2 separate regions of the Homo sapiens genome follow, and region 1 is linked to region 2. The links are chromatin loops, found by intact Hi-C in ENCODE. Cell type or tissue: breast epithelium. All regions are shown on one strand.

The links. Hi-C counts contacts between places; a loop is a spot of excess contacts. Peaks named below come from ENCODE experiments on the same cell type or tissue, not always from the same donor. Only the 100,000 strongest peaks of a DNase experiment are listed, where the experiment ranks them.
Region 1: it touches region 2 in a loop (21-fold over the local background); 1 of 110 quality-filtered maps calls a loop at or near these places.

What each region holds. Positions count from the first base shown.
Region 1 is chr5:138,345,881-138,349,880 of GRCh38, forward strand. It overlaps FAM53C (family with sequence similarity 53 member C), which reads left to right. Exons shown (of 5, transcript NM_016605.3): 5 at 822-3,849. The coding sequence ends at 1,079. Among named protein-coding and RNA genes, the nearest start is that of KDM3B, 4.8 kb to the right of the region's middle. In breast epithelium, no CTCF peak of the experiment used is centred here; no DNase peak of the experiment used is centred here.
Region 2 is chr5:139,675,314-139,679,313 of GRCh38, forward strand. All of the region lies in intron 1 of CXXC5 (CXXC finger protein 5), which reads left to right. Among named protein-coding and RNA genes, the nearest start is that of CXXC5-AS1, 28 kb to the left of the region's middle. RefSeq lists an enhancer at 3,461-4,000. In breast epithelium, no CTCF peak of the experiment used is centred here; no DNase peak of the experiment used is centred here; H3K4me3 peaks cover 1,027 bases; H3K27ac peaks cover 4,000 bases.

The DNA of each region.
Region 1 (4,000 bases), 1.3 Mb before region 2:
ATTGTCCTGCAAGAGGTACTTTCCCTCCTTTCCAAGAATGCACAAGCTGCAAAAAATTCCATCAGTACCTACTCCTTGTGCCCAAAGCTGTTTTTGCCACTTGCCTGTCACTGCTTCAAAGTGGGTCTGTGAGGGCTGAAGCAAGATGGGCTGCTACAGTGTATTCATCTGTTAGACAAATGTTTTTTGACTTCCTGGTGTGAGTACAATTATTGTATGTATGCACTTTGCTCACTTTTTTCATATTATTCTTTCTAGACCACTAGGTTACAAACCTCTTTAAGAATTAATTAATTTTTTCATACAGTCGTCCATCCCATCTGCAAACATTTACTGACTCTGACTAGGCACTGGCAGTACAAAGTAATGAAACACTGCAGATGATGTTCCTGCCCTCACGGAGCTTCTATTCTTCAATTCAATGGAAACAATGGGCTCCAAATTTTGTCAGAAAGTTTACAAACGCCAGGCATGGTGGCTAACGCCTGTAATCCCAGCACTTTGGGAGGCCAAGGCAGGCGGATCATGAGGTCAGGAGATTGAGACCATCCTGGCTAACACGGTGAAACCTCGTCTCTACTAAAAATATAAAAAATTAGCCGGGCGTGGGCCGGGCACCTGTAGTCCCAGCTACTGGGGAGGCTGAGGCAGGAGAATGGCGTGAACCCGGGAGGCAGAGCTTGCAGTGAGCCAAGATCACGCCACTGCACTCCAGCCAGGGTGACAGAGTGAGACTCCGTCTCAAAAAAAAAAAGTTTACAAACCTCACCCTAAAGAATTCTTGCCTTCAGGTGTAACTGTCTTCTTTGTTTGTTTGACAGAAACCATACTCAGGAGGTCTTTGTCTCCAAGAAACAGCCCGGGAAGGCAGCAGCATCTCTCCACCATGGTTCATGGCCTGTAGCCCCCCACCCCTCTCTGCTTCCTGCAGCCCCACTGGGGGTTCCTCCCAGGTGCTGAGTGAAAGCGAAGAGGAGGAGGAGGGGGCTGTGCGGTGGGGTCGGCAGGCGCTGAGCAAGCGGACACTGTGCCAGCGGGACTTTGGGGACCTGGACTTGAATTTGATTGAGGAAAACTAAAACTGAGAGGCTACTTCCTGGGGCCACACAGACTGACTCTCTCATGGCTACTAACAAGTGTCGAGTCCCCAAGGCTGGGGGCCGAGCCTGGGAATGGGGGTGAGTGGAGGGCTCCGACTCAGGGCAGCTGGAAATCTTCTCGCTCCAGCAAGCTCGACCATGCCAAGAGACTGGCCGGGACAAGATAAACGGAGCTGGTGGCGGGAGGGACAGCCCCAGAGCAGACCCTTCCTATGGCGGCCCTGAGTGTGAGTATCCCTGCCACCAAGAGAGCAATGGGCAGGGAAGGAAGGGGTCTGCCGACCCCAGCTCGGGGAATTTCACTAGCCCCTTTGCTTCAAAGGGCACTTGTGTCTTAGAATTTGGCCAGGGTGGGGGGTTGAGTCAGCCTCCTCAGAGAAACTGCGTGAGAGTGTGTGCGTGCATGGGAGTGTACTTGTGGAAAGGTGTGTTTGCGTAGCCTTAGGGAAGGAAGGCAATTGCTCCTTAACAGCAGAGTATCATGATACCCCCAGGATCTTGAGTTTTTTACAGGATGTTGGGTTTGCTCAAGGAGTCAAGAGGAGGGCACCAAGTTTTCCTTTTTTCTAAATAGCTCTGGAACCAGGCTTGTAATCCATAGCATCACCGACTCTGCAAAGGATTTCATTTTGGGGTACAGCAGGGTGTTTTAAGTGCTGTGACTTCAGCTAATGATCTTTTCTTCAGCCCCACCCCCTCCCCACTAGCTCGATCTAGTATATTGGGGAATGCAGGTGGGGGGTGTCACCATATTTTTTCTGAGCTGGCCTTTTTTTCTCATCAGATTGTCCAGGCTATATTCCACCTGCCTCTTTTGCCCTCTTGAGTAGAGTTGCACACAGCACATGGGCAACTGAAGCAGGGTTGAGGGGCTCTCTCTCTCTCTCCTCTGCTGATGGGACCCTTTTCCCCTCACCCTCTGCCCTTCTAAGTCATAGACTAGGTAGGAAGGCCCTATATTGGTCCCCAGCATCTACTGAGGCAGACCTGCAACAGAAGTGGCATTCAGTCCCCAGCAGACATGGGTGAGCTCACCCCAGCACTGCTGTTGGGAAGGTGACTGCAGGAAACCAATTCTTACAAGATCCAGGCCCAGCCTTTTTGACCTGCTTGAGAGGGAAGAAGGGGTGTTTAGCATTTAATAGTTTGCTTGTCTTCCACTCCTGCCAGGAAGTGTTTATTTGCCTCTAATTGGGCCTGAGAGACCATAGGGAGGTTGGGGCTCACTGAGGGATTGGCTGAGGATGTATAAAGCAAAGGCTGTGAGAAGCAGTTGGGAGTTTGGTTGTCATTGGATTGAATTTACTTTTTTGTTTCTCACCCGCAACTTGAGCCAGGACAGCTGGTCCAAGTGGCCACAGTGATGGGTTTAAGTACCTTGGTAGGGCTGGCACCAGTGGAAACACATACTGAAGCTGCCACCACAATAGCTTGTGAGGTTTTATCCAGCTGTGGTTAGACCCTGCATGACCAAATTTGACCTGCCCTTGTTTATGGCAAGAAGGGCATTTTTCTCTTCAATTTCCAGGGTTTCCTAGGACCCAGTTCCTCATGTAAGGGAGGAAGACCAAGGTCTTTGTGTTTTCTTCCTCATGGAATTGAACCTGACATTTTCTGGATCTCCTGCATGTCAGGAGCATCAGTGAGGCTTCAGCCTCCTCGTCTCCACTCCAGAGAGGAGGTGGCTATGTCTTCTTAAGCCTCTGGCCCTCAGAGGCTCCTCCCTATCTCCTGGCTAGTTACCACTAGGCTACCAGGTCTCTAGGGGCCTGAGAGAGGCCCTCTAGAGAATCCAGGGAAACTGTGAGCCCAGGAGTTGCCCATCTATGGTTTCATTCCTCCCCTGGCTCTTCTCCCTCTTCAGGCCATAATTTCCCTGGTGCCAATTTCTTTTCCTCCTGGGGCATCCTCATCCCAGGGCTCTCTGCTGTAGATTGGCTGTGCCAGCTTCCAACAGGTTACTGGCAATGCCAGTGAGTTTCTGTAGGCCCTAAGCTGAAGAAGTGAGGCAGTGATTCTGCCTCCATCCTGGTTTCCCCAAAGCCCCAGGGCACCATCCTTAGGGGAGAAGGTCTACAGTTATCATTATTTTAATTCCATTACTTTCAGTCTGGAAAACTAAGCTAGTCAGAACTGTCATCTTGCTTCCCAATCTAAGAACCTGTGGCCCTGGAACACTTTTCAAGAATTGGTTCATTTTGCTTTACACAGTAGATCTGTTCCAACAGTTCTGTGTAAACCAAATGCTATTTTTCAATGCATTTGGACTGCTGACCATTTAAAAGCAGCCTATGATTGCTTCTTTTTGTAAAGCAAGCAACCTCCCTCCACTTTAGCTGTTTTGACTATTTGAATTTTCACATATTGGGCTTACCCAGAGTGGAGCACACCTCCAGGGCATGTGGCTGACACTGGGTCAATGTCTGCATCTGTGCTGTGTGTGTAGTGTGGTTGGCCAGTAGGTGAGTATCCCTGTGTGTGTGAGTGAAGCCACTCCCCAGGCTGGTGCTCTCCTCCTGTGCCCAGTGACTGCCCAGTGGCAGCTCAGCTGCCCTTCACTCCCACCTGCTGCCAAAGTCCCTGTGCTAATGGGATTACAAATACAAAAAGTGGAAAAAAATTTTCGTAAACTTTGTTTTATATTAAAAGAAAAATCCATAAGTCTGTGTGTGTTAAACATGAGGTTCTGCCTCTGTGGCTGTGTTTGAAAAAATAAAGTTTTATTAGAATAATCCATTTTCCCAAGCAACCTTGTGTACTACAGTGTCTTCTTCCCTTCCCCACAAAGACAAGGAAGAAGCAGGGTAGAAGGCCACCTAACTGTTCCAGCCCCTTCATCTAAGATGTGGGTCAACCTTTCAAAAAGGGGCAGTATTTGGACCCTAGGCCCTTTGCCGGCC
Region 2 (4,000 bases):
CGAGAGTTCAAGATTGAACCCTGCGGGGGGTGAAGTGAGGCTCTTCTAGGGCTGAGGGTTGAATAAGGGCACTGCCACCACCTCCAGTGACCTCACTGCCAGCTGGCATTATGATGTCACTGGCTTAGCATTCCAGGCCCTGGGCATCTCCAAGTGCCCCAGGTGGGGGCACTCTCCTGGGGTCTGTGACAGCTTGCCCCCAACCACGGAGAGGTGACAGGCACGGTAACAATCCTGGGGAGTGAGAGCAGCCTTAGGGGTACCTAGGTCACCTGCCTTGGGCCACTCTGTCAATTGCAAAAGTGGCCACAGAACAGGGTGACTAACACTTGGGCTCTGGGTTCAAGCTCTACCCCTGCTAGGCACCAGCTGTTTGACCTGAGGCTGACAGCTTGAACCTCTCTGAGCCTAAATTTCCTCATGTCTGAAATTGGCAAATAGTTTCTGTCTCCCGGGGTTCTGGGGAGGCATTCAGAAGCTAAGACATGTAAAGCATAAAAGCACAGGGCCTGGGACACAGTAGATACTCAGTAAATGCTGGTTGATAGGATCCGTTGGTTAAGGAAACCAGAGTGGCAACACAGGTGGTGGGGGCTGGCTAGAAGGGGGCAGGCTCCGTGCCTTCTGGGGCTGGCCAGAGCCTTAGGGTAGAGGCACGGGGTGGCCTCCACTGCCAGGAAGGTGGCCCCAGGTATGAGTCTCCCTCCTTCCAGCTCAGCCAGTTAGCTGGAGCCTACAGGAGGCATTGGGCCCTGCAGCCATGCTCTGGGGCCAAGAACCCATTACCCCCCACCTCCTCCTCGGTACTCCCCAGTCCTCCTCCCCAGCCTCCTCCCCACCTCCTCCCAAGTCCTCCTCCCCTGTCTTCTCCCCACCTCCCCCCAAGCCCTCCTCCCCACCTCCTCCACAGTCCTTCTTGCCACCCTCCTCCCCACCTCCTCCACAGTCCTTCTTGCCACCCTCCTCCCCACCCTCCTCCCCAGCCTCCTCCCCCCAAGCCCTCCTCCCCACCTCCTCCCCAGTCCTTCTCCCCACCCTCCTCCCCAGCCCTCCTCCCCAGACTCCTCCCCACCCTCCTCCCCAGGCCTCCTCCGCAGATTCCTCCCCATCTCCTCTCCAGCCTCCTCCCCACCTCCTCCCCAGCCTCCTCCCCACCTCCCCCCAAGCCCTCCTCCCCAGGCTCCTCCCCATCTCCTCCTCAGTCCTTCTCCCCAGTGTCCTCCCCACCCTCGTCCCCAGCCCTCCTCCCCAGACTCCTCCCCATCTCCTCCCCACCTCCTCTTCTCAGGCCTTGGGCTACACAGTGGGTCTGATCTGGTCTCCTCGCCACTTCTCCTCTACCCTTCCCTCTGCCTCCCTCTCCTGTGGGCATGCCCAGCTGCCTTCTGGGATTCCCTCCTTAGGGCTGTTTCCTTGTCTTTTAGACCCTCAAGTCCCTGAGCCTGGACAAGGTGTCCTGGGTCCCTGGGTCTCTGAACCCTGTTACCCCAGACACTGCTTCCCATGACACTGTCTCCACTAACCTTGACCCTCTGCCCCTTCCTCTCCAGCTCCCCTTTTCTCTGATCCTCCCCTCTAGTTCTCTGTCTCATGATTCTGTCCCCACCACCTGTCTCTATTCTGCCCCCGCATGCCCCTCTGCCCCCCAGCTTTCCATGACTCGTCCCCCCTCAGCCCCCCGTGCTCTGTCCCCGCCCGTCAGCCCCTGGTCCCAGCTCCCGGCTGGCCGGCTCCTGCATGGACAAAGGGGTCCTTTGTGGGCTGACCGCGGCTGGCGGGGCGGCGGGGCGCTGGCTCCGCATTGCTGATGAAACGGAGCCCTTTGTTGTCCCTCCTCAGGCGCAGTATTTCTTTTTGGGGGCTGGATGTGTTCCTGGCAGGGCCGATGATGGATGCGCCCGCCGCCGCCCGCCTGCCCGCCAGCTTTCCCTCCCGCTCATTCCCGCTCCGCTTCAACGCAGCCCTGACTCCTCCCCTGCTGCCTGGGCACTGCCAGGCCCTTCCTGGCCTGGAAGGGGATGGCTGTGTGCCCTAGAGTAGAAGACTGGGACCTGGGAGAACGTCCCCTCTATGTCCTCCTCTTCCATGAGTAGGGCAAATGGGGCTTTTGGTCAGGGGTCCACTGGGACCAGGACATCAGTTTTTCCTAAGGTCTGAAGGAGAAGATGAGCCAGGTATCAGGGCCGATTTGGAACAAGCTTGAGGACCAGATGTTCATGTCTGTCTACTCTGGATTTGAAAACAGAGTTGTCCCTGTGAGCCAGTCCCTCCGTGTACCCACCTCCCTTCAACTTCTGTGGCTGAAAAACCATAGTGTTCTGCCTGCAGCACCTGTTTGGTGACATATCACATCCTCTGGTCCCAAGCTCAGTATGTCCCAGGACCTCAGAGGCTGGGGGTGGGTGGGCCCTGAAGAAGGATAGAATAGTGGAAGATCAGAGAAATTCCAAGAGAGGAACAGAACATGAGGTTTGGTCCCCACCAGGAGAGACTCAGGACGGAGACAAAAGCCGAGACACTCAGCCAGAGCGCCAGCCCTGAGCGCAGGCCGGCTGTGTTGGAAGGAGCTGACTTCTAATTGACCTGCCCGCCCCGCACGCAGAGCCAGATCCTGGAGCTGGGAGGAGGGAGGGGGTGAGCAGAGCAGGAACAGCGTTAATGCAGCTATCGATTTCTGCCACCAGCCAGCAGGCCGCAGAGGCGGGGGACGCACACAGGGGCTGGGGCGCAGCCTGCTCCCCTCCCCATCTCTGCAGCCCACAAGACACCTGCCTTCTGCCTTCTCCCCTCACCCAGTATCTGGGCTGCCGGGGTTGTCGTCCAGGGCAGGGCAGATGAGCTTAGTTGGGCAGGAGCTGGATGAGCTGACTTGACGGTTTTTGTCCCTGATCTCACTGACCCTGGTCCCCAACAACTAGCCAGGGTCACTGATTCCTGAAAGGGTCACCAGTCTCTGAGGAGAGGGGCTGAAAAGACCATCCTGGTCTTGGCCGTTATGAGGTGGGAGGGAACACAGCTATCCTTGGACACACATGGTCTTCTTGCTTCAGCTCTGACCTCTGATGCCCCCCAACCCAGCCTGGATTCCCTGCCAGGGCCCCCCGGCTCTGTCCTGGTGGAATCTGCCATCTTGCCCAGCTCTTCCTCCTCACCCATTTCCCTCTGCTAGGAAGGAGCCCTAGGTGGTCTGGTGCCCACTGGGGAGGGACAGGGAGTATCTGACTGTTGATGGCGGCTACTCGCCTCACCCTAGAGACAGAGCTTTTCCTTTCCCCACACCCGGTCCTCTTTGGCCACTCCTTAGTCCTGGGGAAGCCCCCCCTCCCCCCCGCTTGGGGCCTCAGTTTCCCCCTCTGTAAATGCAGAGGGTTGGACTAGATGCTCTCTTGGGACAGGCTTGAGTCCTGTGACTAGGGGGGTTTTGGGGTTGCCTGGGGACAAAGATCCAGTGTGTGCTGCCCTCAAGCCCAGGGCGTGATGGGGCCCGCCAGATGTGCGCCTCCCCCTTGAGCCTCCAGCTGCTCTGGGGCTGGGCCCTGTCCTCCCACCCCTCTCTTGGGGCATGCTAGGCCACAGCAGGCAGACAGGGAAGCAAGGCTGGAGAGCCGGGACTGATGAGGAAACCGCCGCCTTGCTCCATCTGGCCCAGTCCCTTCAGCTGAGGAGGCAGCTCAGACGCCTTAGCCTTGAAACCTGAGTAGAGCAGGCCCTGCCCCGGGATGGGCTGCCTTGGAAATATGGAGGTGGCCAGAGGACAGGCTCCTGCTGGGCTCCATTCCCTTGAGGGTCACGCCTACTCCTCAGTGCCAGCCTGCCCCAGCCAGAGGTCCCTCCTGGCAACAGCCCACCCCGGCTCTCTGGGTTCTCACTGAGACCTCCACCCAGGCCCTACTCTGCAGGCCTTGTGAGGCCTCTGCCCACCACCGCCCCCAATCTGGGAGCCAGGCCAGAGCACCACAGTGAGGCCTGAGTAGAGACAAGAATGAGGTCTGAGACGATA